2 separate regions of the Homo sapiens genome follow, and region 1 is linked to region 2. The links are chromatin loops, found by intact Hi-C in ENCODE. Cell type or tissue: GM12878. All regions are shown on one strand. Links, peaks and the distances in the headings refer to the core of each region. The heading gives the core; the rest is flanking DNA.

The links. Hi-C counts contacts between places; a loop is a spot of excess contacts. Peaks named below come from ENCODE experiments on the same cell type or tissue, not always from the same donor. Only the 100,000 strongest peaks of a DNase experiment are listed, where the experiment ranks them.
Region 1: it touches region 2 in a loop (2.4-fold over the local background); 6 of 110 quality-filtered maps call a loop at or near these places.

What each region holds. Positions count from the first base shown.
Region 1 is chr15:48,082,166-48,087,551 of GRCh38, forward strand. No RefSeq gene overlaps it. Among named protein-coding and RNA genes, the nearest start is that of SLC24A5, 36 kb to the right of the region's middle. In GM12878, for the core only: a CTCF peak has its summit at 3,061 (motif pointing left); no DNase peak of the experiment used is centred there.
Region 2 is chr15:47,702,019-47,707,404 of GRCh38, forward strand. It overlaps a transcript of SEMA6D not described here. Among named protein-coding and RNA genes, the nearest start is that of SEMA6D, 13 kb to the right of the region's middle. In GM12878, for the core only: no CTCF peak of the experiment used is centred there; no DNase peak of the experiment used is centred there.

The sequences.
Region 1 (5,386 bases), core at 266-5,265, 380 kb after region 2:
GTATACTTATTTTTCCATCAGAACTCTCAAATCAGCTTGTCTGGTTACAGAAAAATAGTTTTTAAAACCTGCTGCTATTTTTATTGGGGACTCACTAAAATTATAATTTAAGGAGGATTGGCAGCTTTATAATAACTCATGCTCCTGGCCTTTCCATTCAGAAAGTCTTTTTGTGTGTTCCACATCTGAAGGTTCCCCTCACGTTGATCTCACGGGTGGCATACTATATCAGGATTATTGGTTAGATAACAGGAGAAGAACATCCCATACAGGGGGGATGGTTAGTTAGGAGAGGCAAGATGTCATGAGCAACAGAGCCACGTGAAGGCAGCAGAACCCAAAACAGCATAATATTTCAATTATTGGAAATCGGAAGCAAGGGAGAAAAAAGGAATCAAAACCTTCTCTAAGGTTTTGAGCTTAAGGGATGGGAAGTTTCGGGGGTAGTATTATCAGGAAAGGGAAACAAGGAGAAGAACCAAATTGTGAGCAGGAAAATGAGGTATTGGGTTTGGGAAATATTGACCCTCCAGTTACAGCAGGTCCAGGTGGCAATGTCCATCAAGCAGGTGGAAATGAGTGTCTGAAAATACAGACATGGACTCAGAAGGCAAACCTATTGGGTGAGAGTCAAAGATTTTCAAAGGTAGTGAGAGGGTAACTACAGAGAGGAGAACAAAGGTCGGACCTTGGAGACACCTTTGTTTGAGAAGAAGAAAAAAGAAGAGCTGGTAAAGGAGTTAGTACATGAACAACAAGAGTAGTGGAAGAAATAGGCCATAGCAGGACCAGCATGGTGGCTCACGCCTGTAATCCCAGCACTTTGGGAGGCCAAGGCGGGTGGATCACCTGAGGTTGGGAGTTCGAGACCAGCCTGACCAACATGGAGAAACCCCATATCTACTAAAAATACAAAATTAGCCAGGTGTCGTGGCACATGCCTGTGCCAGCTACTCGGGAGGCTGAGCCAGGAGAATTGCTTGAACCTGGGAGGCGGAGGTTTCAGCGATCTGAGATTGTGCCATTGCACTCCAGCCTGGGCAACAACAGTGAAATTCTGTCTCAAAAAAAAAAAAGAAGAAGAGAAGAGAAAAAGAAGAAATAGGCCAGAGCAGAGTGAGAAGAGAAGACAGAAGCAGTAAATGGAGCGTTGCTGCATTGCCCATTCACAAAATGCTCAGACACTTGCATTGGAGACTAGCCATCTGGGGCTCAATCTTGACCCCATCATCCAGGCATTATACAACTCAGGACATGTTAATTAAGCTCTCTGAGCCTTAGTTTCTTCATCTGGAAAATGGAGATAACCATAGTACCTCTCTCAAAGGGCCGTTGTAATGATTAAAAGAGATAACCTCTGCAAAGACAGCGCATGCTCAGAAATACCAGCTCGCTCACCAGCAGAGCTGCAGAATTTCAAATGGCAGCATTTCTGATTATTCTACACTGGAGTTGCCTCACTGTGAAGGAGCAAGTGGTCAGCAATGGTCAGGAGTATCAAGGAAGCTCACGATTGGCAGTTAGGACATGATAGGTGAGCCAGTAGGGAATTTTTTCTTTGGAACAATGGACACAAAAGCCAGATTCCGAGAGGCTGAGAAGCAAGTGGCTTATTCTTTCCTATAGACTCTGTCCTTGCTGTCCCCTCAGCTTACTTCTGTATGTATCCTTCCAAAGTTTCTTTGTGTATACAAACAAATATTACACAGATTTAAAAGATAGTACACTATCCGATCTGTTCTGCACCTGACTTGCACTAGCAAATGTCTTGGAGCTCTTTCCAATGTATGGTTGCATTGTAAGTTTGTCCTCTATTGATAAACATTTGGGTTGTTTCCAATCTCCTGCTTTTATAAATAAGGATGAAATGATTAACTATGTACACATGTTATTTCATGCAGCAGTTCTATCTGTAGGATAAATTCCCCAAGGTGAAGTTGCTGCAGGACAAAATCTTAATCCAACCTATCCAACCTAAAAAGAGAACCAACTCCTACAAATACAAAAACCAAGGCTATAATTCTTCTGTGAGGTGTCCAGTGTAGCATAGGAACAGATAACTAAAAATCCCTACAGGAAAGATATTTCTTACTTCATCTCTTTATAAAAACAGAAAACAAACCCAAACACCCATGATGAATATGGATTTTACTCTTCATTTAATGTGCTTTGCTCCAGATGTTATAGAAATCATTGAGTTTGATGTACTCTGTTACAATTTTTATTCACAATGCTATTCAAAGTCTTTTGAACAACCTCAGGGAGGTGGCTGAGTTTTTCAGGAAAATTAATACACAGAAACCTGAGTTGGAGATGGTTACAATGACAACTTTAGGGCCATTTTATGATCACACGACCTCAGCAATCATATATTTCGAAATTGAATTATTGAGTTAGTGGTTGGCAGACATGCAAGCTTAGATTCATATGGTTCCCCACTCCTTTCCTGGCTGTTTCCAGCACTCTGACCCCAAAAGCAACTGCATAACCCTCACTTTGTAACAAGGAACCTCTTCTTCCAGGAGACTGAAAGCACTAGGCCAGCCAGTATGTTCATGGCCACTAGGAGTGAAGACTTGCCACTTCAATTGCATTGTGTGGAAGAGATAGAAAAAATTAAGAGTCAGGAGGTGGCCTGTTCTCCTTATTTCTGACATCAATCATTTCCTTCTAGATGATTCTGACAGTAAGAGAGTTGAGTTTCCCAGGGGAGCTCCATCCCAGGTCATATCCTCATAAAGCAGAATGAGCTCCCCTTCCACAGTCCACCCCAAGGACAAACCCTATAGGCTGAACAGAAGGCCAGTCCAGACACCCCAAAAGAGACTACAGGGGGCCCTGTGCCTATGAAGGATTTGAGAAAAAGAAGATAGCCAAGTGGGTGAAAGTACAAAAATACCAGAGTCTTGTGCTTTGTGGTATTTCTTATCAAATTGAATAATAATGATAATAATAGCAAAAAGTTAGAAGTCTTGGCCCATGAGAAAGGAGCAACAGGGAGCTAAGCCAGCAAAGTTGGAGGCAGCTTACACTGTAGTGCTGAAGATGGTGCCACCTGGTGAAAATTCAGGGAGACAGCACAGGGTTAAAGTAAAAAAGCTCAAGAAACTCCAGCAAGCTAGGGGAGCCTGGAGAAAAGACATCAGAAATCGAAGTGCAGCTGCTCTTTTTTGCTGTTTAAATCATTATATATTAGCTGCAAATTTAGTTTGTTGGCCAACACTCAAAAGTGACATATGGCCAATAAAAGGTTTGGTGGAGTTTTCCATCTGCTGTTCAACTTCACTGTGGCTTCCACACGTACAGCTCAGTATCAAAGGAGGCTGCACTTCAGAATCCTCTCGTGAGCTGTATGCAAGCCATTAAATGGGCACTATTCTAAGCCATTGTATGTCACCAACCGTGCAGAATGTTCGACGGGTTGATGCGCATGTTCTCTGAAATCTGTTTCACTCTCAGATGGAAGCGCCTTCCAGGATCCATAGAACAAAAAGTGCCTGAACGGACAAGGCCTCTGGAATATTGCAGGTGGGGATGCCAGAAGTTCTACAAGTGGAGTTCTGACGCATTAGCTGGATGCTCAGCAAAAAGCTTGTGAGAGACAACTACACCCCGGGCACTCATTAAAACCCAAGCCAAATGCAAAGGAATTGGCAGGTGCAAGAGGCTCCGTTTTAGAAACTGTAGCCATTTTGCAAAGGGAAGAGGTTTATTTTCCTGGCTCTAGATTGTTCATTTCACCCACCTTGGAACTAGAATTGCCTGCAATTTAACAAATCAAGGCTAGGTAGTCCAGTTTGCACTCAGTTTTCAACCGTCAGTCAGCCTGTATGCTCCCTGTAAATGTCATCCCGCTGCCCTCTGCAGCTAATATTCAGAGACACATCAATGGTCTTGCTGCAGTTTTGTTTTTATAGCCACACTGCAATGGAGAACACATTTTTACCACAAAAACTTGGAATGAGAAGTATCCAGCTACTCAAAATTATTCTAATCCTTTTCTAATTGTTGTGTTCTTAAAAAGGAATTGGAGGATGAATAATATCCACAAGTGATTTCTTTGTTCGGGTAAAAGAACAAAAACTGTCCCAAAAGATGATTTCACTATAACCCAGACAGATCCGAGCAGGAGAAATGATGATTCACAGTGCCATATTTGCTTGCATTCTGCATGATGCTGTCATTTCTCCTGCCTGTTCTGCACCTGTCAGAAATATACTGCCAGAGGCAGAGTGAGATTCTGGGCTAGACTCAAAGAACGCCTGTCGCTGACTCCTGTTTTGAATTTGTTGGCAAAGAGATGGCAGAAGGGCAGCAAGGATACAGGGACAGAAAGGCGACTTTTGAAATACTACATAGGAGCTGGTGTAAAAAATAAAAAGTCCGTAAGTCTGTGAGGAGTGGCACAAATTATAACAATGAATCATTTGCGCAGAAATGGGCCCTCAGTTCTGACAGACAGCAAGGATTTAGGAAAATGGATTCCTCCTGGGTTCAGCAAGAAGCCAAGGCGAGGAGGCCAGTGGTGCTTGGGGTTTGGCAGAGAGTCACAGACTCTTCCTCCGATGTGCTGACTTGGCAAAAACTCAGTCCTCAAGGAGCCAGCCTCTCTGGAGACTATAATTTTTTTTAACCCATGTGCATTTGAGGGAAAATTTAATCTGTCTGCCTCTGACTCATTTACACTTAACTCATCAAAAAGTTGTTTTGCTTTGTGCTTATTTGATGGTCAGTAAGTTAAAGTCTAATTTAGAAACAGCCTCAGGTCCTGGAAAAAGACCCAAACCACGACCCGAGACTCAGACCCAGCTTCTGCTTTGATTGCAAAGAGTGGGAGGTTATTTCCTTGGATAACACTTCAGGGAATGTGGTCTCTACATTTTAACCTTTTCCCCTTGCTCCCATCACTCAATACATAAGCACACAAACTCACACTCACACTCACACACACCCACTCAACTAAGGAACTGAGTCATGTCGGAGGTCAATGGGACAGGATGCCTAATAGTCTCTGTTGGCCATGATAACCCTGCTATTATCATAGTAATGGTCAAGGAACATCATCCTTAACCATGAACTTAAAGGTGCAGCTTCTGGAAGTAAATTGCCTTGGGTTCAAGTCCTGCCCCTGCCTTTTTCTTACTGTATTACCTTAGGCCAGTTACTTAATCCATCTGGGCTTCAGTTTTCTCATTTGTAAAATGTGGATAATGATCACAGTACCCATTTCACAAATGCCAAGGCTTAGATGCATCGACTTACAGGTAGTACTGAGCACAGTCACTGCATGGTGTGAGTACTTCCTCAGGGCCTCCACCTCCACAAAATCTATGAACTTTACCGTTTTTTCTCAGGTGAATCAAACACCCATATGACACCTGTATGT
Region 2 (5,386 bases), core at 180-5,179:
TTCTTCTTCTTTTTGGCCAAATTTTTATTCAGAAATTTATGTTAGCTTTAATTTTTCTTGCTTATAGAAACACATTTTCCCAATGATTTTTACCTACAGCCAGACACTGATGGTCATACTTGGCTGATGGATGCCTGTGACACAGCATTAATGTCTCTTCCCCATTCCTTGCCCCTCAGAAAAATGGGCCAAAACCTTCAGAAACACCTCACCAAAGAAGATATACAGATAGCAAATAAACATATGAAAAGATGCTCTACATCATATGTCATCAAAGAAATGCAAATTAAGCAGCAGGATACTGCCACACACCTATTAGAATGACCAAAATTCAGAACACTGACAACAAGAAATGCTGGAAAGGACGTGAAGCAACAGGAACTTTCATGCATTGCTGATGGGAATGCAAAATGGTACAGCCACTTTGGAAAACAGTTTGTTGTTTTCTTACAAAACTAAACATATGCTTACCATACAATCCAACAATCGCACATTTTAGTATTTACCCAGAGGAGCTGAAAACTTATGTCCACGCAAAAACTTGTATATGGATATTTATACAGCTTTGCTTATAATGGCCAAAACCTGGAAGCAACCAGAATGTCCTTCAGTAGGTGAATGGATAAACTATAATACATTCGGACCATGGAATATTATTCAATATTAGAATGAAATGAGCTATCAATCTATGAAAAGACATGTGAGGAAATTAAATATATATTATTAAGTGAAAGAAGCCAATATAAACAGGCTATGTACTGTATGATTCCAAATATGACATTCTGGAAAAGGCAAAACCAGGGACACAGTGAAAAGATCAGGGGTTGAGAGGGGAAAAAAGGAGGGATGAGTAATCAGAACATAGAAGATTTTTTTAAGGCAGTGGAACTGCTCTGTATAATACCATAATAGTGGATACGTGTCATTATGCATTCATCCAAACTCCTAGAATGTACAGCACAAATAGTGAACTGTAATGTAAATGCAGTGTGTAGGTGTTTATACAAAAAAACAGATGGAAAGATTTTGTACATAGCTCTATGTGAAAATGTATTTATTTATTAAGAGCAAAAATATGCTTATTTCAAATTTCCACGTACGACTTTTTCAAAAAGACACGATCCACTGAAATAACCCTCCAAAAGAATTTCTATAATCTATAGCAGGTGTACATGTTGTTAATCAAGTGCTTAATGTTACTCGAGCTAGCCCATTAATTTTAGATCACTGCAATATATGGCATGGGTGAAATTATATTTTTATAGGCTATACATTCATTTTATTGTACTTTGGGGCCTTTTGTAAAATCAATAAAAACATTTTCATGCTTTTTTTCTAAGACATGAAATACAAGTTTGCTATTTAAATATAAAGGTGCACATTTGCATAGTTAAATTTATGACATAGGCTCTAACTGTGATTTATGCCACAGTATCAATAATAACATATTTTTGTGCAATATGCAAACTTTCACGTGCATCACTATTCCTGTGGAAAAAAAAATGAAAGGAACCCACTACGTAGCAACCCAATTTGTGACAATTTCCAGAAACTCCTGCAGAGAAAAATGATGACTGTGAAAAACAGTTCCTGTTCTTTGAATTTGCATTTACATAAAGGAAAGTAGAAAATTAATATTATTATATAGATAATTCTGGCAAAAGAAACCACAAAAAACCCTGCAATATCCAAATCAATAATGGAAATAAAAAGTATGGTTAGGTCCAATACTAAACAATGGCCTAGTTCTCTCTCTTTTTCAGGGCAAGGGGAGATAGGGAGGTTTAACTCTGTGTGTATTTACCATCTGATGTTGGAATATTTTGAAAAGTTTTACAAGGCTTCAGATTTTCTTAATAAAGATTAAGTTGTCTGCTAATAAAATTAATCACTCTTAATGAAGGCAAAACCTTTTCACAGTACATGGGGGTGTGTAAAAGAAAGAAAATTATCTGTTGCAAAAACCCAGGGATTTTTGATATTTTGATATATAGCTTTACAGAGACACACATACATATGCGCTCATATATGCAGTCCTCATTTTGCTTTTGTTTTTCAAAAATGGAAGCACATGAAATAAGCTCTTCTATGGCTTATTTTTATCTGTCAGTATATAGTGGATATCTTTCTTTCTTTTTTAAAATTTTTGTAGAGATAAGGTCTTAGTAAGTTGCCCAGGCTGGCCTCAAACTCTTGAACTCAAGCAATGCTCCCTCCTCAGCCTCCCAAAGTACTGGGATTACAGTCATGAGCCACCATGCCCAGCCTACAGTGGATGTCTTTCTATGCATTAAGTGTTAATATATACCATCACTTTATATTTTTAAAATATTTTGTATAGTTTTAATGTATACCATCACTTTAAATAGTGAGTTTTTGCTGCCAATCTCAGAATATACATGATAATTCATATTTTGAGGCCAGGAACAGCAGCTCACGCCTGTAATCCCAGCACTTTGGGAGGCCAAAATGGGCAGATCACTTGAGCCCAGGAGTTCAAGACCAGCCTGGGCAACATGGCCAAACCCCATCTCTACAAAAAATTAGCTGGATGTGGTGGCATGTGCCTGTAGTCCCAGCTACCCAGGAGGCTCATGTGGGAGGACTGATTGAGCCCAGGAGCTCAATGCTGCAGTGAGCCATGGAGCCATGATCATGCCACTGCACTCCAGCCTGGGCAACAGAGCCAGACCCTGTCTCAAAAAAAAAATCTTGTCTTACTGCATTGATTAACACCTTCAAAATAACGGTAAATAACAGTAGCAATTGATGATTGATATCCATGGCTCTTATTTTCTTTTAAAAAAAGGATTCTTGTATTTTACCAGTAAGAACTGTTGGATTTTGAAATGAGAGGTTTACATTTTGAACATAGCAAAAAATTATCCTATTCTAGTTTTGTATAAGAGCTATAATCAAGTTGTACTTAAAGTTTTTTTTAAAAAAGGTTCTATAATAGTAAAAATACATTCACTTTTCTGGTAAGCATCTTTGTGTTACCACTCAAGCCATCCATTCAATAAATATATATTTAGCTAAACATTGTCCTAAGCACTCGGGATAAATATAAGGCCCACACTTTCTAGCACAGTTGAAGGCAATTACTTTTACTCTGAAGCACCTATGGGACACAGCCCAACAGTGGGGCAGGAGAGCAATGGTACTAAATGGAGAGAGGGGGACACTAACTAGAGGGGCTTATTGTAATGGAGAAGGGAGGCAGATCAAAGCACCCCCAAGTGATTCTGATATGGCCACCCAATTGGGCACTGGACTTTGGTAATATCTAACTTTAATTTAGGGTTTTACGGTTTTACTTTATAAAACTTACACGATGTTTTTACCAACATCATTTACTTTACCCCTAACAATAAACTTCACGTTAAACATTATCTCAACATTACTGAAGAGGAAACTGAAAGTTGGAATTGTTTAGAGGTCAAAGCTAAGCCGAAAATCAAAACTTGTGCCCTTTGTACTTACCCTTGTAAAATAATTGAATAAATGTAATACATGACTTAATAATTTTCATAATTTTTGGCAGTGGGATCTAGAATTCATTCTTCCCTGATTTTTTACCCAATCTCTCTCATTTCCTCCTTCAAGCAGAGAATCACCTCTTAATCACAACAGGCCTTTCCAACCAGTGTTTTTTCCCAATTCTTCTGAAGTACAGGAATACCTAAGACCAGTTCCCCAGGAAATTCCTGGGTTCTTGACGCACATTGACTTACGCTATCAAGAGGTAAGAGAGAAAGTGCAGGGCCAAAGTCTGTGCTGCACTACGAAGCATTTTGGCTTTCTATCAAGCTCTCAAGGCTTAAGGCCATTACCAGGGAACCAACACCTTCAGTGGATAGCCACACTCCTATGGCTTCCAATCAAGGGCAGCCTGCTTCTTCTCCAGAATGAAGACTGCTTCAGTCCCAGAGCCCTTGTCCTAATCTACCTCAGTTACGGGGCACATGTGAAAGACTGTTTGGGCAAAGGATGTTGTATTTTTCTGCCTCTTTGCAACTTAAGGAATATGAGAGGAAGAAAAGTGGTAGAGGGAACTCAGGAGGCCAGATCAGAAATTCAGTCTCTGCTGAAAACTGCCCCAGATCTCACTGCTAAAGTGGGATCTTGAGAGCTCTCTGGCATATTAAATATTCATCAAAAGTCAAACACTATTTTTTCAACATTTGACTGAATAAAAGTATAAATTTGTCCCATCTCTACTCTTGGATTGCTGTTATACATAGCACTAAATTACAGTTTTAATGAAGTCAGTTTAAAAGATGAGGAAAAAATCCTTTGTAGTTTATTCCTGCATTTCATTTTCTCTTAATTTAATCATAAACTAAAGAGATTCATAAATGTTTATGGAGGGTAATAAAGTGATATTTTTAATACAAAGGTTGCTTATGTAATTAAGCATACATTCTATGACATTCTATGTAAGTTGAAATGGTTTGCATGAAATTGACAAATACTTATATCTGTTTTATTTCTCTCTGCATTAATGACAAATCATAAAACAAAAAGAAAAGAAAAGTAAGTTCCTGGCAATGTAAGTACCTACAGTTCGCAAATTGAAACTGCAGATGCTGCTAAAGACTGTATCTTTTTCTTGGAAATGTTCCATTAAATTTAATTAGATTTCTCATTTGCTTTCCTTTTCACTCTGTCTCTGGACCTCTCTCTCTCTCTTTCTCTCTATTTTTCTCTCTCTCTCTCTCCTCTAGATATTAGGAGAACACTATATAAGTTGTTTTAAAATGGCCCACATAATATGAATGAAGGAACAAATCACCATAAGAAAAAAAAGTGCCCATTTTGTAATCCTATAACTATTACATGATAAATTGTCCTGAACGTACTGCTACCTCAAAGCACCCTGACCATTAACTAATACCGTGATGCTCACGATATCCATACTCACTCTTCATAAGCTTTCCTTTTTGAAATAAAATGGAAAACTCTGCTTAAAGAATTAAAATTATATCCTATACATTTCAGGGGTTTTTTTGTAAAGAGAATTGGAAGTGATCTAATCTTTTATTGTTATAGCATTTTATCATCTGGCTGTCAAGAGGTGATTCTTTTTCCTCTGAAATGATCCACTCTCTTTTATGTTTCATGTTAGCATTTCAAATCAAGTAAAATGACATGTTCATGATGTCCAAGAAAATTGAGAGGAGCTACTGAATTGTGTTTCCCTAAGTTCATTTACACTTTAGCAGCAAATCTTGATGATCAGAGCCTAAGGATGCCTAAGTTTACATGGAGTGGTAATGGTTAAGTAAATTGATTTGGGTAATTTTTCAACCTCATCTACACCACACTAAGACCAAAGTTCTCTAAAAATTTCTGAAATAATGATTTTTATATAGTTTCATTAAAA